Linked DNA regions of Homo sapiens: region 2 is linked to region 1. Evidence: chromatin loops called from intact Hi-C (ENCODE). Cell type or tissue: HepG2. All regions are shown on one strand. Links, peaks and the distances in the headings refer to the core of each region. The heading gives the core; the rest is flanking DNA. Region 1 overlaps ZNF337 (zinc finger protein 337). Region 2 overlaps NINL (ninein like).

The links. Hi-C counts contacts between places; a loop is a spot of excess contacts. Peaks named below come from ENCODE experiments on the same cell type or tissue, not always from the same donor. Only the 100,000 strongest peaks of a DNase experiment are listed, where the experiment ranks them.
Region 2: a loop joins it to region 1, with 1.8 times the contacts of the local background. A loop is called at or near these places in 1 of 110 quality-filtered maps.

Annotation. Positions count from the first base shown.
Region 1 is chr20:25,665,639-25,673,980 of GRCh38, reverse strand. It overlaps ZNF337 (zinc finger protein 337), which reads left to right. Exons shown (of 5, transcript NM_015655.4): 5 at 1-786. ZNF337-AS1 (ZNF337 antisense RNA 1) reads right to left here. Exons shown (of 4, transcript NR_126465.1): 3 at 1-129. It also overlaps the pseudogene MED28P7. Among named protein-coding and RNA genes, the nearest start is that of ZNF337, 27 kb to the left of the region's middle. In HepG2, for the core only: a CTCF peak has its summit at 3,629; DNase peaks (open chromatin) are centred at 2,870 and 3,760.
Region 2 is chr20:25,521,721-25,530,062 of GRCh38, reverse strand. NINL (ninein like) reads left to right here. Exons shown (of 24, transcript NM_025176.6): 2 at 3,465-3,655. The coding sequence starts at 3,476. Among named protein-coding and RNA genes, the nearest start is that of NINL, 60 kb to the left of the region's middle. RefSeq lists enhancers at 2,920-3,474, 3,475-4,030. In HepG2, for the core only: no CTCF peak of the experiment used is centred there; DNase peaks (open chromatin) are centred at 3,172 and 4,022.

The DNA of each region.
Region 1 (8,342 bases), core at 267-8,266:
CTGGTGGGGCACAGGTAGGTGGTTAGCTGCAAAATATTTCACAGGTGATTTCCTGAGAAAATGCCTCAATGATAGAGAATGCTGTGGCAGATGTGATGATGCAGGCCTTTGAAAATGTAGGGAAAGTGCCTACAAAGAGCAGAGTAGACTGATTATCGCCGATCTGCATTACCACCTGCAGAAGGACCTTGAGAAATTGAAGACTTCATTCAGCCATTAGCAAACAGTTAATGGTTAAGTAAACCAGGACTCCCTGGTGAGTGCTTACAAGGCCTTTATCTTCTTGGATAGAAGGCAGAATTATTGCCCAAATATGTGGGCTGAAGGCCTGTAGCAGAGCTCTACAGATGTTGGAATGCTCAGCCAATGCATGTCTATTTTGTAGAGGTCAGACCCTTCGTAAGGAAAATCTGGGATCCTGAAAAATGACACCGGAACATCTCCATGGATGCCCAAGATTGCCTCTGCCATGCTCCCAGCCACAGACCATCTGGGTGTGTAGAGATGGCCCATCCTTCCTTAGGAATAGCATTTCCACCATTCATTACCACAGAACCTTCACAATTAAGGCCAGCTTAATGAGCATGTGCCCTACATAGCTGCACACAACCCTTGTCCAGCACAGGGAAGATACATGCAATATGCCTATCCTTTTGTAAATGGTATTTGTGATGCTTGCCCTTCAACTTCCATAACTTTCCTCATACTCATTTTGAGTTTCACTGCACATTGTGGGTTCACCAGAATTCTGTGCTCCTCTTCCATATTAAACACATTTACATCTGAGTGATCTGGGACACTGACAGCCCCAAGAGACACCACTGTCCATTTGGACCCAGAATTTGATTTGAACTCAGAAGACAATGTCTTAGCATAAACAGCCAAGGAACCCGGTCAACGCATTTCCTGCTCAAGTTCCTCTTATTAGCCAACCACTTGTGTTGAAAATGATCACACACAAGGGATTGGAAACATAAGGCAACTCATAGCTACTTTCTCTGTTTCTTACTCAACTTGAAGTTAGAGTGCACTGGTAGAATGTGCATATGGAGAAGTGAAGTAAAACAGTTGAATTAGACATTAGACACAGTGGTTCACGTCTATAATCCCAACACTTTCTGATGCCAAGTTGGGTGGATTGCTTGAGTGTAGGAATTCAAGACCAGCCTGGCCAAAGTGGCAAAATCCCATCTCTAAAAAAACTAGCCAGGTGTGGTGGCACATGCCTATAGTCCAAGCTACTTGGGAGGCTGAGGTGGAAGGATCACCTGAGCCTGAGAAGTTGAGGCTGCAGTGAGCTGTGATTGCGCCACTGCACTCAAGCCTGGGCAATAGAGCAAGACCTTGTCTAAAAAAAACAAAAACAAAAACAAGGCTGAATTAGTTTCTGCAACATTTCTAATGTTCTAAAAAAAAAATCCTAATAGGAGCAACAAAGTAGAAATTGTGTCATTTCACTGATTGTGCTGATTTAAATGGGCAATGCACAATATAATGATGAACAGGAAAGGTTGACATATATACACAACCACACACACATATATATATAATATATACATAATTTTATTTATATGTGTGTGTATATATATATATATATATTTTTTTTTTTTTTTTTTTGAGATGGAGTCATGCTCTGTTGCCCAGGCTGGAGTGCAGTGGCACGATCTCAGGTCACTGCAACCTCTGCCTCCTGGATTCAAGCAATTCTCCTGCCTCAGCCTCCCAAGTAGCTGGGATGACAGGCGTGTGCCACCATGCCTGGCTAATTTTTGTATTTTTAGTAGAAACAGGGTTTCACCATATTGGCTGGACTGATCTCAAACTCCTGACCTCGTGATCCACCCACCTCAGCCTCCCAAAGTGCTGGGATTACAGGCATGAGCCACCGTGTGCGACCTTATATATATTATTCCACAGAAAAAAAGAAACTTTGTTTTTATGGCATGTTTTCCTCTACCTTTTGAACAAAGGTCCCCATTTTCATTTTGTACTGTACCTGCAAATTATGTTCACAAGGGAATAGGTGCTGCTCTCCCAGGAGCTGGTCCAACCTCCTCTCCCAGCCACCAGGCCAGTAATTATGATTATGTCTAAGGATAACCCAGTGCACAAGTGTTGGTCTTGATAAAGGAGGAAAATGGTACATAGATACCTAAAGAATTGCCAAGAACTACCCAGCATGTATCAGCAGAAAGTTGAGTCCCTAATGTGACACTATTCCTCAAGAAAATAAACTACTTACTGGGGGACAAATTGACTACTTCAGCCACCTGCCAGCCTCTAAAGTACAGTGGTTCAACCTCACAGGGATAAATACCTGGATTTATTCCAAACATGGATTTGCCTTTCTAGTCCTGTAAGGCTCAGCCAGCACTATTATTCACGCCTGATCCAAAGACATGAAATACCAAGTAATATAGCATCCAACCCAGGAGATTCACTTCATAGCAAAAATGCTACTGGAGTGTAACAGTAGATAACAACTCTAAATATATATATATACCCAACAACAGAGCACTCAGATACATAAAGCAAATATTATTCACTGTAAAAATAAAGATTCCAAGACAATAACTATTGAGAACTTCACTCCACTGTCAGCATTTGATCGTCTAAACAGAAAATCAACAAACACTGGATTTAAACTGCACTTTAGACCAAATGGACCTAACAGACATTTTCAGAATCTTTTATCCAACAGCTGTAGAACACACATTCTTCTCATCAGCACATGGAACATTCTAAAGGGTAAACCATACATTAGGCCACAAAATAAGTCTCAACATTTTTTTTTTTTAGACACGGTCTCGCCCTGTCATCCAGGCAGGAATGCAGTCCTACAGCTCACTGCAGCCTTGAACTCCTGAGCTCAAATTATCCCCTCTTCAGCCTCCCAAGTAACAAGGACTATAGGTGCACACCACAATGCCTAGCTAATTTTCAACTTTTTGTAGAGACAATGCCTCACTATGTTGCCCAGTCTGGCCTCAAATTCCTGGCCTCAAACAATCCTCCCACTTGAGGATCCTCAGATTCCAAAATACTAGGATTACAGGCGTGAGCCACCAAGCCTGGCCTCAACAAATTTTTAAAAATTAAGGCTGGGTGCGGTGGCTCATGCCTGTAATCCCAGCACTTTGGGACACCAAGGCAGGCGGATCACAAGGTCAGGAGTTCGAGACCAGGCTAACACAGTGAAACCCTGTCTCTACTAAAAATACAAAAAATTAGCTGGGCGTGGTGGTGGGCGCCTGTAGTCCCAGCTACTCAGGAGGCTGAGGCAGGAGAATGGCGTGAACCCAGGAGGTGGAGCTTGCAGTTAGCCGAGTTCACGCCACTGCACTCCAGCCTGGGCGATAAAGCGAGACTCCGTCTCAAAAAAAAAAAAAAATTGAAATCATATCTAGCATCTTCTCAGACAACAATGGAATAAAACTAGAAATCAATAACGAGGAATGCAAAGGTTCATTAGAGACTTATGAACAATTATACACCAACAAAGTGGAAAACCTAGAGGAAATGAATAAATTCCTAGATGCATTTTATATAACAAGATTGAATCATAAAGAAATACAGGCTATTCGAGACACGGTGGCTCCACTAGGTGGTATGTTCTCTTGGCAGCCACCAGGGCCCCCACTACCCACATTGGAGCTCCGGGGCCAGGCTTCACTTCTTCAGGCAGCACCAGATACTCTGAGACCTTCTCACAGTACCTGGTGAATGAATTGGAGCCATCTTTCGAGGCTTGCTTTGCTTCTCTGGTGAGTCAGGACTATGTCAATGGCACTGATCAGGAAAACATTCAAACTGCTGTTGATCAGTATATCTAGGAGTTTCTGGATATTGCAACACAGGCAGAATGTTTTCCTACAAAAAACGATTGCAATTACTTGTCCAGACACCAGAGCAAGTTACCAAAGAGGATGTCTCAGAACTAAGGAATGAATTACAACAGAAATACACACTGGTCCAGAAGCACTTGACAAAGCTGAGGCACTGGCAACAGGTGCTGAAGGGCATCAAATGTGCAGCACAGAACACCAGGCAGCAGCCCTCAGGGCTCCTCCACGTACCTCAAGCAGGCATCTGCCAACATCCCTGCACCTCAGAAACTGACCTGAGCACAAAGGCCAAGGCCGTCAGCCCAAGATTGGGCTGGTGTCTGAGGCAGCCCTGTGCAGACAGTTTGCCACAAATCCCTTCTTATGAACTTGGCATTTTGAACGAAGGAGTTAGTTTTATGCTCCCACCTAAATTTTTTCCACTACTTTTATAAGCTGTTAATGTCTTGAGTACTTTATAAAATGCCCAGAGCTTGAGTAAACCAAATAAATTCTTTTTCTCTTTAGCACAGTTAAGACTGTTAGTGTGATGACACTTACAGATTCTATGTTTTTATTTTTGTATGACTTTCATCTTTTTGTGTGTGTTTCCTATTATTTCATCTGAGGGAAAAAAAATAGCCTAAGAATCAGGGGATGAGGATTTTGGTTGTAGGCCTTTTATGATAATTACCCTTCAGTGGTAGTATAGAAAAATATGTAAATTTGCTGTGTTTCAAGGCTTCAGAATACCTCAAAAGAGGAATCTAATGCAACAATGTTTGTAATGCTTCCAAAGCTCTAAGAATGGGGATTTTTTGTGTGAATAGGTCAGAACAGGATTAAGGTTTCCTGGGTTAGGGTAGTCACATTACAGTAGGATCCTTAGGTCAATGCTGACTTTTATTCAGGGTAAGGTTATATTTTGTGTGGTTTGTTTTTTTTTTATAGGGAGGGACATAGTAGGATCAGTGATATGCTAAATTTTGTCATGTTCTGCAGTAATGAATCCATTTAAGTAATGGGGCAGACCCTTTTCTCAGTAACATGGCAGTTGGGGCATAGGTGAAGTATGAGAGGCTAAAGCTTGCTCTGATTATCTCTTTTTGTTTTCAGTTTTGTTTGCCTATATTGTTTTTGTTTTACATTTTGGGAAGGGAGAGATTTTCCATTAAGTAAGATTTTTGCTGTGGATTTGATTCCAAGGGACTGGGGTCTCAGAGTGGAGGTGGGCTTGCGGTATGATCCTTGGCTACTTAACCTCCACCAAGAACATGTGGTGCCTCTGCCTTTAGGAAGATATTTTGTTCTCTCGTTCGTTCCACAGGCCACCTCAGATACTCTTTTGAATTGCTGTTAAGAAATACTCACAAGCATTGTTTCCTGCTCTTGTTGCGTGAGGTTTTCCAGTGTTTTATGCAGTCTTTTATTAGATTACATATTTTTACTCAGAACAAATGCTTCACTGTCATCTGAGCAGGGAGTACTCCTGTGGCTCAGTGTTTTGGCTCACTTTGTTTTCTCCAGCCTTGAAGGTCCCTCCCACACACACACACACATTGACATCCATTCATATCTTGATCTGACCTAGATGCCACCTGGTCCCTAAAGCCTCCCAGCACCCTTTCTGCTGCATCCCTAGGGCACCGGACTTTTATCTCTTCTATTGCCCTTGTTAGGTTCTCCCTTGTGGGTCAGTCATTTGTATCTGTCTCCCTGCCCATCACTAATTGTACAACCATAAAAATTAAGACATTATTCCCCTTGAATATACCAGGGCCATATGTTATTTATCCTTATAAATGATACCTATTACTTTATTTTATTTATGTATATACAGTATCTCGCACTTGAACCTGTGATTAATCACCTGAGACCAATGAATCCCCTCTGTTAGAAAGTATAGTTTAAACAAAGCTTTTAAAACCCACATTATATGACCTCAAGGTTGTTAGCCTAGTCATCTAATGGTGATTCAAAACTCTGATTAGCAGCTTTAGATTTCTTGATTAAAGACTTAAATAAACTAAGTTTTAGGCTTTTTTTTTTTTTTTTTGAGACAGAGTCTCACTCTGTCGCCCAGGCTGGAGTGCAGTGGTGTGATCTCGGCTCACTGCAACCTCCACCCCTCCAGGTTTGAGCAATTCTTTGCCTCAGCCTCCAGAGTAGTTGGGATTACAGGCATGTGCCACCACGCCCAGCTAATTTTTTGTATTTTTAGTAGAGATGGGGTTTCACCATTGTGGCCAGGCTGGACTTGAACTCCTGACCTCGTGATCCACCTGCCTCGGCCTCCCAAAGTGCTGGGATTACAGGTGTGAGCCACCGTGCCCGGCTTTTCTTTTTTTTTTTTTTTTTTTTGAGACAGAGTCTCGCACTGTTGCCCAGGCTGGAGCGCAATGGCACCATCTCGGCTCACTGCAATCTCTGCCTCCCAGGTTTAAGCAATTCTGCCTCAGCCTCCCGAGTAACTGGGATTACAGGCTCCCACCACCATGCCCAGCTAATTTTTTCTGTATTTTTTAGTAGAGATGGGGTTTCACTGTGTTGGCCAGGCTGGTCTCGAACTCCTGACCTTGTAATCCGACCACCTCGGCCTCTCAAAGTGTTGGGATTACAGGCCTGAGCCACCGCAACTGGCCAGTTTTGGGCATTCTTTAAAAGGGGTTCTTAGTGAAAAGATTGGAAACTATTCTATTTAGTGCTCAGTGAAAATACTTTGAATTAATGTATATACCAGTTATTGCCATTTGCCTATTTAATTCAGAAGTTTTTTTAAATAAATAGCAATTTTTCAATCTTGAAAAAAAAAAGGAATACAAAACCTGAACAGACTAATAATAAGTAATGAGGTTGAATCCATAATAAAAAGTCTCCCAACAGTGAAAAATCTAGGACCAGATGGCATTGCTGCTACATTCAACTTATAAAGAACAACTAACATTAATTCTCAAATTATTCCAAAAACATGAAGAGGCACGAATTCTTTCAAACTTGACCTCTGAGACCAGCATTACTCTGATACTAAGGAAACAACAGCCAAAAAAAGTCCCTAATGAACATACAGTAAAAATCTTCAAGAGTACTAGCAAACTGAACCTAGCAACACATCAAAAAGATAATATACCATGATCAATGGAATCTACCTCAGGTATGCAAAGGAGGTTGAACATATGCAAATCAATAAATGTGATATATCACATCAACAGATTGAAAGACAAAAACTATGATCCTCTCAATAGATGCAGGAAAAGCATTTTATATAAGTTAACATCCCATCCTGATAAAAACTGTCAACAAATTAGGCATAGAAAAAACATACCTCAACATAATATAAGCCACATATTACAAACCCACAGCTAACATCATAATGAATAGGGGAAAGCTGAAAGCCTTTCCTCCAAGAACTGAAACATGAATCAAATGCCTACTTCCACCTCTCTTATTAACATAGTAGTGGAAGTCTTAGAATCAGGCAAGATAAAGAAATAGGCATCCAAATTGGAAAACAGAAAGGCAAATTATCCCTCTTTACAGACAAGATGATCTTAAATATAGAAAATCCTAAAGACTTCACCAAAAAACTTAGAACAAACAAATTCAGTAAAGTTGCAGGAGACAAAAATCAACATACTAAAATCAGTAGCATTTCTATACACTAATAATGAACTAGTTGAAAAATCAAAAAAGCAATCCCAACTATAGTAGCTACAAAAAAATTAAATACCTAGGAAAAAATTTAACAAAGAGATAAAAGGCCTAGGCAATGAAAACCAAAAAATACTGATGAAAAAAATTGATGAGGACACAAACAGAAAGACATGCCACGCTTAAGGAGCAAAAGAATTAATGTTGTTAAGATGACCATACTACCCAGAGCAATCTACAAATTTAATGCAATCCTTATCAAACTACCAATGACATTCTTCACAAAAATAGAAAAAATACTCCTAAAGTTTGTAAGGAACCACAAAAAATCTCAAAATAGCCAAAGCAATGTAAGCATAAAGAACAAAGTGGGAGGCATCCTTTCTATATATACTAAACCAATGAAGAGAATAAATAGCACAGAAAAACATTCATGTATTTACAGCCAACTGATTTTTAACAGTCACCAGGAATATACATTGGGTAAAGGACACTGTCTAATAAATGGTACTAGGAAAACTGGACAGCCATATGCAGAAGAATAAAACTATACCCCTATCTTTTACCATATGCAAAAAAATCTGCTAAAAACAGATTAAAGACTTAGTGTAGGACCTGAAATCATAAAACTGCTAGAAGCAAACATAGGGAAAATGCTTCAGGAATTGGTCTAGGCTAAGATTTTGTGACGGAGACCTCAAAATCACAGCCAACAAAACCAAAAATTGACAAATGGGATTATATGAAACTAGAAAGCTTCTGCATAGCAAGTAAAACAACAGAGTGAAGAGACAACATATAGAATAGAAGAAAATATTTGCAAACTATTCATCTTGTAAGGGACTAATATACAGAATATACAAGGAACTC
Region 2 (8,342 bases), core at 179-8,178, 140 kb after region 1:
GTAGAGGAATTTTCAAAACAGATTTTTTCATGATTCTTGGAGACACGGGAAAGGGCTGGAAATTGGGCCCTGGTGGGCTGGGTGAGCCCTGGAGGCATCCTGCTCCCCTTTGCCTGGGGTCCTTCCACCAGCCACTCTGCCCTCTGTCCCCATTCCTTGCCTTTCACATTCTGAATTTTACCACTTGTCTTTCTTTTTCATTTGTATTTATTTATTTATTTTGAGACGAGGTCTGGCTCTGTTGCTGAGGCTGGAGTGCAGTGGCGCTATCACAGCTCACTGCAGCCTCGACTTCCTGGCCTCTAGGTGATCCTCCTACCTAAGTCTCCCAAGTAGCTGGGACTACAGGCATGCACCACCACGCCCAGCTAGTTCTTTCTGTTTTTTGTAGAGACGGGGTCTCACCATGTTGCCCAGGCTTAGTTTGCTTTCCGATTTATTGTTTATGGTTTTCTGTCCATTTTCATTGTTACCATCTCAAAACAGTCTGAAAGAGGAGGCAGATGTTCACAGTTCACTCGTCTTCGCCCTGTCTGAACCTCTGTCTACTCCTGTCTGAGAAGGGTTGAGTAATTTGATTAGCAAATAGGGCAGGCCCTTGCAGATGCTGAGCAGATTATCATTTTCACCTGCACCTCTGAGACTATGAACCGGTTTGTTCATTCTCAGTGTAGATACTGGCTGTTTTTAACAGCTTATCAACAGGTGTTTAATTAAAAGGTCAGATGTGTTCACCTTCTACAATCAGTTTAATGTCACCATGAAGATTCTACTTAATTTTTTTTTTTAAGAGACAAGATCTTGCTCTGTCACCCAGGCTAGAGTGCAATGGTGTGATCATGGCTCACTGTAGCCTTGAATCCTGGGCTCAAGCTATCCTCCTGCCTCAGCCTCCTGAGAATCTGAGACTACAGGCTCACACCACCATACCTGGCCAACATTAATTTTTATATCACTGATTATATTGTTTTCCTGAGTAAGATGAGGAGCATGCACATTTTCCATTGGGGAGTTGATCTGAACAGATTTTCAACTCCTCATACATTCTTTTTCTGACTCCAACTTCCGTACCCTGTGTGGATGATGGCAAGTAAACGCCTCCCGCCACATTAAAGCGACATCTATATAGAACTGGCATTTACTGTGCTGTGCCTTGCTGGAAAGAGATGTTGCTTCATTGTTTCATGTTTACGAATTACTTGATTATGAATGAGCTTGATTGACTTTTCATGTTGTTGTTTCCTTATATTTCCTCTTTTTTAGAATTGTTCCTTAGTTCTTGTGCCTACCTTATAGGCTGAACCATATGAAATTGCCGTTTTTGTGGGTCAGAATGATGGCCTAATATTGGTGGTTTTATGTGGTTTATCTGAATATCTTTAGGGCTTTAATGTTTTTTGTGTTTTAGTAACATTTTCTACTTACAAAAGTGTTCTACTTGTTCTAAAATTTTTGAGAGATATAAAAATATATAAAATAGGAAATATAAATGTGTAATACCATGAAAGCATTTCTTACCATTTTGATGTATTTGTTTCTTTTTTCCCTTTTTTTAAATATATTTTCCTCCAGAAAGTTGCAGAAGCTTCCTGGTAGAATTGTTATAAGGCATAAATGAATTATTATATGTAAAGTGACCAGTAAGTAGATTAGTTATTACTATTATTATAAAGTTTTTATTCTTCTACACTGCCCATTCTATTAAATATTTTTCAGAAATGTGATTTTGGCTGGGTGCAGTGGCTTACACCTTGTAATCCCAGCACTTTGGGAGGCCGCAGCAGGAAATCACTTGAGTCCAGAAGTTTGAGACCAGCCTGGGTAACATAGTGAGACTCCTATCTTGGTAAAAAAATTTTAAATAAATTAGCTGGGCACGGTGGTATGCATCCATAGTCCCAGCTACTTGAGAGGCTGAGGCAAGAGGATCTCTTGAGCCCAAGAGTTCAAGGTTACAGTGAGCTATGATTGTGCCACTGCACTCCAGTCTGGGTGACAGAGTGAGAACCTGTCTCTAAACAGTCAAAAATAAATAAATGTGAATTTCAAGACTGTTTAATATTCTGTCATATAAATACACAGTAATTTGACAAACTATTCTTCTGTTGGATATTTTAGGTTATTTTCTTTCCTGTCCTTATATAAATAATATTCTGATGAACTCATATCTTTGTCTGTAACTATTTTCTTAAATATAAGGAATTTCATGTAAGTAGATACTAGGCCAGTTAATATTTTAAGTATTCTTGATATAAAGACAAAGTACCCCCCAGAAATGTTTGCCAATTCCTTCCTCCAGCAGTGGACGAGATCCCTTGCTTACAAGAGGCATCCAGGATTTTTAGTCTTGATAATTTGACAGTTACAAATAGCATATCTTGGTTTTAATTTGAGCATTTTTAGATGGTTATTAATTATATATATATATCTTTTGTGATTTATTAACATCCTCTGTGTATTTTTATTGGAGTTTCCTTTTTTTCCTTATTGTAAGCACTTTCATTTAGTACAATTCAGTAAAATTTTTACTACCTATTATTTGAAAAAAAAACAGAAACCCTTGTAAGGAAAAAAACTACATTTGTACGTGTGTACAGAAAAATTAATCTGGGCTGCGTGCGGTGGTTCACACCTGTAATCCCAGCACTTTGAGAGGCCAAGGCAGGCGATCACTTGAGGTCAAGAGTTCAAGACCAGCCTGTCCAACATGGTGAAACCTCGTCTCTAGTAAAAATAGAAAAATTAGCTGGGAGTGGTGGCGTGCACCTGTAGTCCCAGCTACTTGTGAGGCTGTGGCAGGAGAATCACTTGAACCCAGGAGACAGAGGTTGCAGTGAGCTGAGATTACGCTACTGCACTCCAGCCTGGGCAATAGAGCAAGACCCTGTCTCCCAAAAAAAAAAAAATCAGATTGTATGCTGGTCAAAATATTAATAGTAGTGTTTTTATATGGTAGTGGAATTTTTGATGGTTTTAGTTTTCTTTATACTACATATCTCTATTTTCTAATTATTCTAGAATAGTTTCCTTTTTGAGATAGGGTTTCACTCTGCTGCCCAGGCTGAAGAACAGTGGCACTGTCAAGGCCCCTGCAGCCTTGAACTCCTGGGTTCAAGCAGTCCTCCCGCCTTTTTCTCCCAAAGTGTTGGGATTACAAGCGTGAGTCACCCATACCTGGCCTAATGGATATTTTTCATACAACAAAGAAATTCTGGTTCTTGTGACTGACGACTGAAGGACTATTTATCCTCACTCCCTGTTAACCTGCTCTGGCCTCTCCTGCAAGGGTGGAGCTGAGTCCTCCCACTGTGTGCTTGGCCCTGCAAGGGTCCCTGGTGCCTTCCCCACATGCCAGCTCCTGCGTCTGCTTGGACCATGTAGCTCGGTGCTCACCGGCAGTGTGGGAATGGGAGGGGAGGTGGGAAAGTGTCCTGATGTTTTCTTCTTCCCTTGCACACTGCCAGCCTGCTATGGGATGGATGAAGAAGAGAACCACTATGTCTCGCAGCTCAGGGAAGTCTACAGCAGCTGCGACACCACGGGGACTGGCTTTCTGGACCGCCAGGAGCTGACCCAGCTCTGCCTTAAGCTTCACCTGGAGCAGCAGCTGCCCGTCCTCCTGCAGACGCTTCTCGGAAACGACCATTTCGCCAGGGTGAGTGTTGGACTTCATTGTCATAAAGGAAAGCACGGGGTCTATAGTTGGCTCTTATGGGCATTTGATAAATATCAGCTGAATAAGGATTCAAGTGTCAAAGGAAAGTTATTAGCAAATGGAACAGTGTCCTAGTTTTTCCCTCTATGGAAATTCTACATTGTAGAAAGTGGTTTCTTAAGATTACTTGTTTTTAATGTGGTAACTTCCAGAGGTTTGGTTTTGTTTTTCCAGAGAGATATTTTAGTGGTTTGTCACAGGGGCAGAATGGGGAAGGAGTTTGGTATAGGCCAGTGGTGTGTGATTCACAAAGACCACATGGGTTGGACCTGTGAGCAGCTCACACTGGTAATCAGAGAGAGCGTCACAGTCCCTTGAAGGCAGATTGTCTTACACAATTTCACAGTTTGAAGTCCATCTAGGAGTTGGACAAAACAATTGCAAGCTACTGTTGAAAGAACAAAGGATACCCATGTCCAAAAGTATCCCATAATTTCATCTAGGCCAGATAGAAAACGTGAAATTAGAGGGTTCTTTTCTATCAGAAGGTCAAGATCATCTAGAATGGGGATCTTGGTCCTAGACTGCAACCTGCTTTCATGATCAAAACACTAAAAAGCACCTCCCCATTCCTACTTCTTAAACATGCCTGGATGTTACTGCTAACAGCAGTGCCTTATCTTGTTGGTCATCTTAACTTTGAAGGAATAATATTTTTTCCACAAGACTCAGTATTTTCTTTTCGTTTGTTTTTTTGAGACAGTCTCACTTTGTCATCCAGGCTGGAGTGTAGTGGAGCCGTCTCAGCTCACTGCAACCTTCAACTCCCAGACTCAAGCAATCCTCCCGCCTCAGTCCCCCAAGTAGCTGGGACTACAGGCCTGCACCACCACACCGGCCTAATTTTTGTATTTTTTTTGTAGAGATGGGGTTTTGCCATGTTACCCAGGCTGGTCTCGAATGCCTGAGCTCTAGCAATCCACGTGCCTTGGCCTCCCAAAGTGCTATGATTACAAGTATGAGCCACTGCACCCAGCCAGTATTTTTATTTTGAATTGGGGAAAAGAAACCCAGCCAGTAAATTTTCCTGAAATGGCCCTTGGGCCAAAACAAATGAAGAAAAGAACCACTCACTGCTGGCCTAGTAGAGAGTCTGGTTGAATCCGACTTCTTGTTAGTTCCTCAAAGAAGCCTCACCTGCCCTGTCAGCAGGGCACTGTGCCTCCCTCATAAGGAACTCTCCTCAGGCAAACTCATGCCCTTTCTCTGACTTTGGTTTCTATTCCTGCATTTTTCAATGCGCTTAAGAAGGCAAATGTGTTATTGATAGATAATGATCTAGCCTCTCTTGATATCACCTGGAAGTGTGTTTGGGACATAGATGAGCAAAAGGCACATTTATGAAAAATCAACGCTCTGGTTATTTAAGCAATACAGACAGATGGTCCCGTTTATTTATTTATATATATATATATACACACACATATATATATATATATATATTTTAATTTGAGTCTGTCTCTTGCTGAATTGATATTTTTGAAAAATCAAGAATTTAGAAATCAAACTTTGGAAAATTCAAAACCAAAAGAGTAACTTTGGGTCCACGTTCAGATTGCAGGCTCTGCTGATTGAATAAGCCACGTCATTCCCAAGGATTTCTTCACTTTATGTTTACAGGAATGATACAAGACAGAAACATCCAATTCTGATAGAATAACCATGATTGGTATTAGAGCATCAGCAAGGAGAGAAATTCGCTTGGGTTACATGAGATTTCTGACTGGAACCCTGTCACACGCACCCTGAAAAGCGGCTCATCTGAGATGGAATTTCCTTTCAGGAGGCCTGAGGCTTCTCATATGTGTGTGGGGAGGGGATGAGAAGAAAGTTGGGTACCACAAGCAGTGGCAGGAGCCGGGCCCTTTCTGACTCAGCTCCCCCTGGGATAGCCATGCGTGTCCAGCCATCGTCCTTCCGTCTGTCCCAGCTCCATCCCCTCCTACAGCCATGCTTCCCAGAAAGCAAGTCAGATGTTAGATAAACTAAGAAGTCACTTTGTTTGCACTAGTGCTCTCGACTCTGCTCTGACGTTATCCTTTCTCTTCTCTCTGTAACATTTCGAGAGCACCCTGCTGGTGCTGCAGATGCCTAGCGTTCACCTCTCCCTGCCTGTCCCTTCATCCTGTCTCCTCGGAGATGGTTGGTCATGGTGGACCATTTTTCTTTTCAGGCTCTGCTTGCTTCTCTGCTTCATACCACAGACAGGGCAGAGCTCCCACAGCCCCTATAGGTGGAACGTCATACAGAGATTTAAGGGAAGCGGTATCAAGTCAGAAATATCCGTATAGGTGTCCCAGTTTTTCTACAAGAAACCCAATGGTAGAGATTTCAGGGAGTCTCAAAACCAAGATAAACCCTTTATCCAGGAGAATGGATTGGCTTTTCAGTTCAAATACTACATATCTGGGTCAGGCGCAGTGGCTCACACCTGTAGTCCCAGCACTTTGGGAGGCCAAGGCAGGTGGATCACAAGTTCGGGAGGTGGAGATCAGCCTGACCAATGTGGTGAAACCCCATCTCTAATAAAAATACAAAATTAGCCGGCGTGGTGGCACGCACCTGTAATCCCAGCTACTCAGGAGGCTGAGGCAGGAGAATCACTTGAACCCGGGAGGTGGAGGTTGCGGTGAGCCAAGATCGCGCCATTGCACTCCAGCCTGGGCGACAGAGCAAGACTCCATCTCAAAAAAACAAGCAAACAAACAAATACTACATATCCAGTCCTTGTAGTAACTATCATATATGATATTATATAAACGTTACTGATACAGAAATCTCATAAAAATGAAACAGGCCAGGTGCGGTGGCTCACACATGTAATCCCAGCACTTTGGGAGGCCAATGTGAGAGGATTGCTTAAGTCTAGGAGTTCAAGATTAGCCTGGGCAACAGAGTGAGACCTCGTCTCTACAGAAGAATCTTAAAGGTAGCTGGATGTGGTGGCATGCACCTGTAATTCCAGCTACTTGTGAGGCTGAGCTGGGAGGATTGCTTGAGCCCAGGAGTTTGAGGCTGTAGTGAGGTGTGATTGTGTCACTGCACTCCAGCCTGGGCAACAGCATGAGACCTTGTCTCATATATATATATATATTCTCTCATATATATATATTCTCTCATATATATATATTCAGAAAAAGAAAGGATGGTCACATCTCTATTGAACAGGTATGGACCTTTTTCTTCTCACTATTTCCTAAACAATGCAGCCTAAAACTATTTACATAGTATTTACATTGTATTGGCTATTATAAGTAATCTAGAGCTAATTTAAAACATACAGGAGGATGAGCATAGGTTATATGCAAATACTACATTTTATACAAAGGACTTGAGTATCTGTGGAGTTTGGTATCTGCCAAGGGTCCCGGAACCAATCCCCCAGGGATACTGAGAGACAATTGTAATTTGAAGTTGAAAGTACCTCTAGATCACACATTGCAGCCTCTTTACTTTGTGATGAATGAGTCTAAGATCATGCAGAGATGGGATGGTGTATCTTATTGGTAAAATACCTGAATATATGGGGTTGCCGCTCGCCTTTTGTGAACTGTAAAGAAGGACACAAGAAAACAGACAAGTGTGGTCAAGATGGTATCAGACTGAAATGGCACCAGACTGGGCCATCTGATCCCACTGCTCTTTGATGGATGGAAGAAAGTCAGCTGGCAATTATTACCAACAACACAAAAGAATCTGTGATTAGAATGAGCAAAATTGCAATTTCATCATTCGTTTAGTATTTGACAACTATTTTTGAGGGACTTATTATGTGCTAGGCAACACCAGATGCTAGGGATGCAAGGAGGAAAGACTCACAGTTTCTATCTTCATGTGAAAGGACATGCATTCAAGGTATGCATTCTAGCATTGATTCAGATAGGAAAAATGTGGAAACAGCTTTTTCAGTATGGGATTGGTTAAATAATCCTGGTAGCTCCATTTGTTGAAATCTTTTTGCAGCCCTAAAAAAAGGAAGAAGCAGTTCAGATGTTCTGATAGTGGCAAGTGAGCTAACTCAGGCCAAGCTTTCAAGGAGGACTACTAGAAAAACTGAACAAAATAATAAAAACAAATATTTTGAAAACAGTAAAGAGCAAATAAATCAGTGAGAAATTGCCAGTCAAAAAATCTGCGATAGGCTTGGCATGGTGGCTCAGGTCTGTAATCCCAGTACTTTGGTAGGCCAAGGCAGGAGAATCACTTGAGCTCAGGAGTTCAAGACCAGTCTGGGCAACATAGCCAGACCTTGTCTCTACTAAAAATAAAAAACAATTAGCTGGGGGTGGTGGTACACACATGTAGACCCACCTACTCAGGAGGCCAAGGTGGAGGATCACTTGAGCTTGGGAGATTGAAGCTGCAGTGAGCTGTGATTGAGCCTGAGTGAGATCTTGTCTCAGAAACAAACAAAAAAAAAGTGTAGTAAATTAAGTACCCAGAGAGGTAAGCTTAGCACACAAAAGCCCATTTTCCCTGAGAATATTTTGTGATTTTAAGTAAGCAACTGAGAAATTGATCTGTGACCTTGGGGGCCTCAAAGAGCCCCAGAAACATATGTCAAAACCCGGAGTCATTCAAGGTAGAAACCCAGGGTTGACAAACCAACCCCAAATTTAAGGAAGAA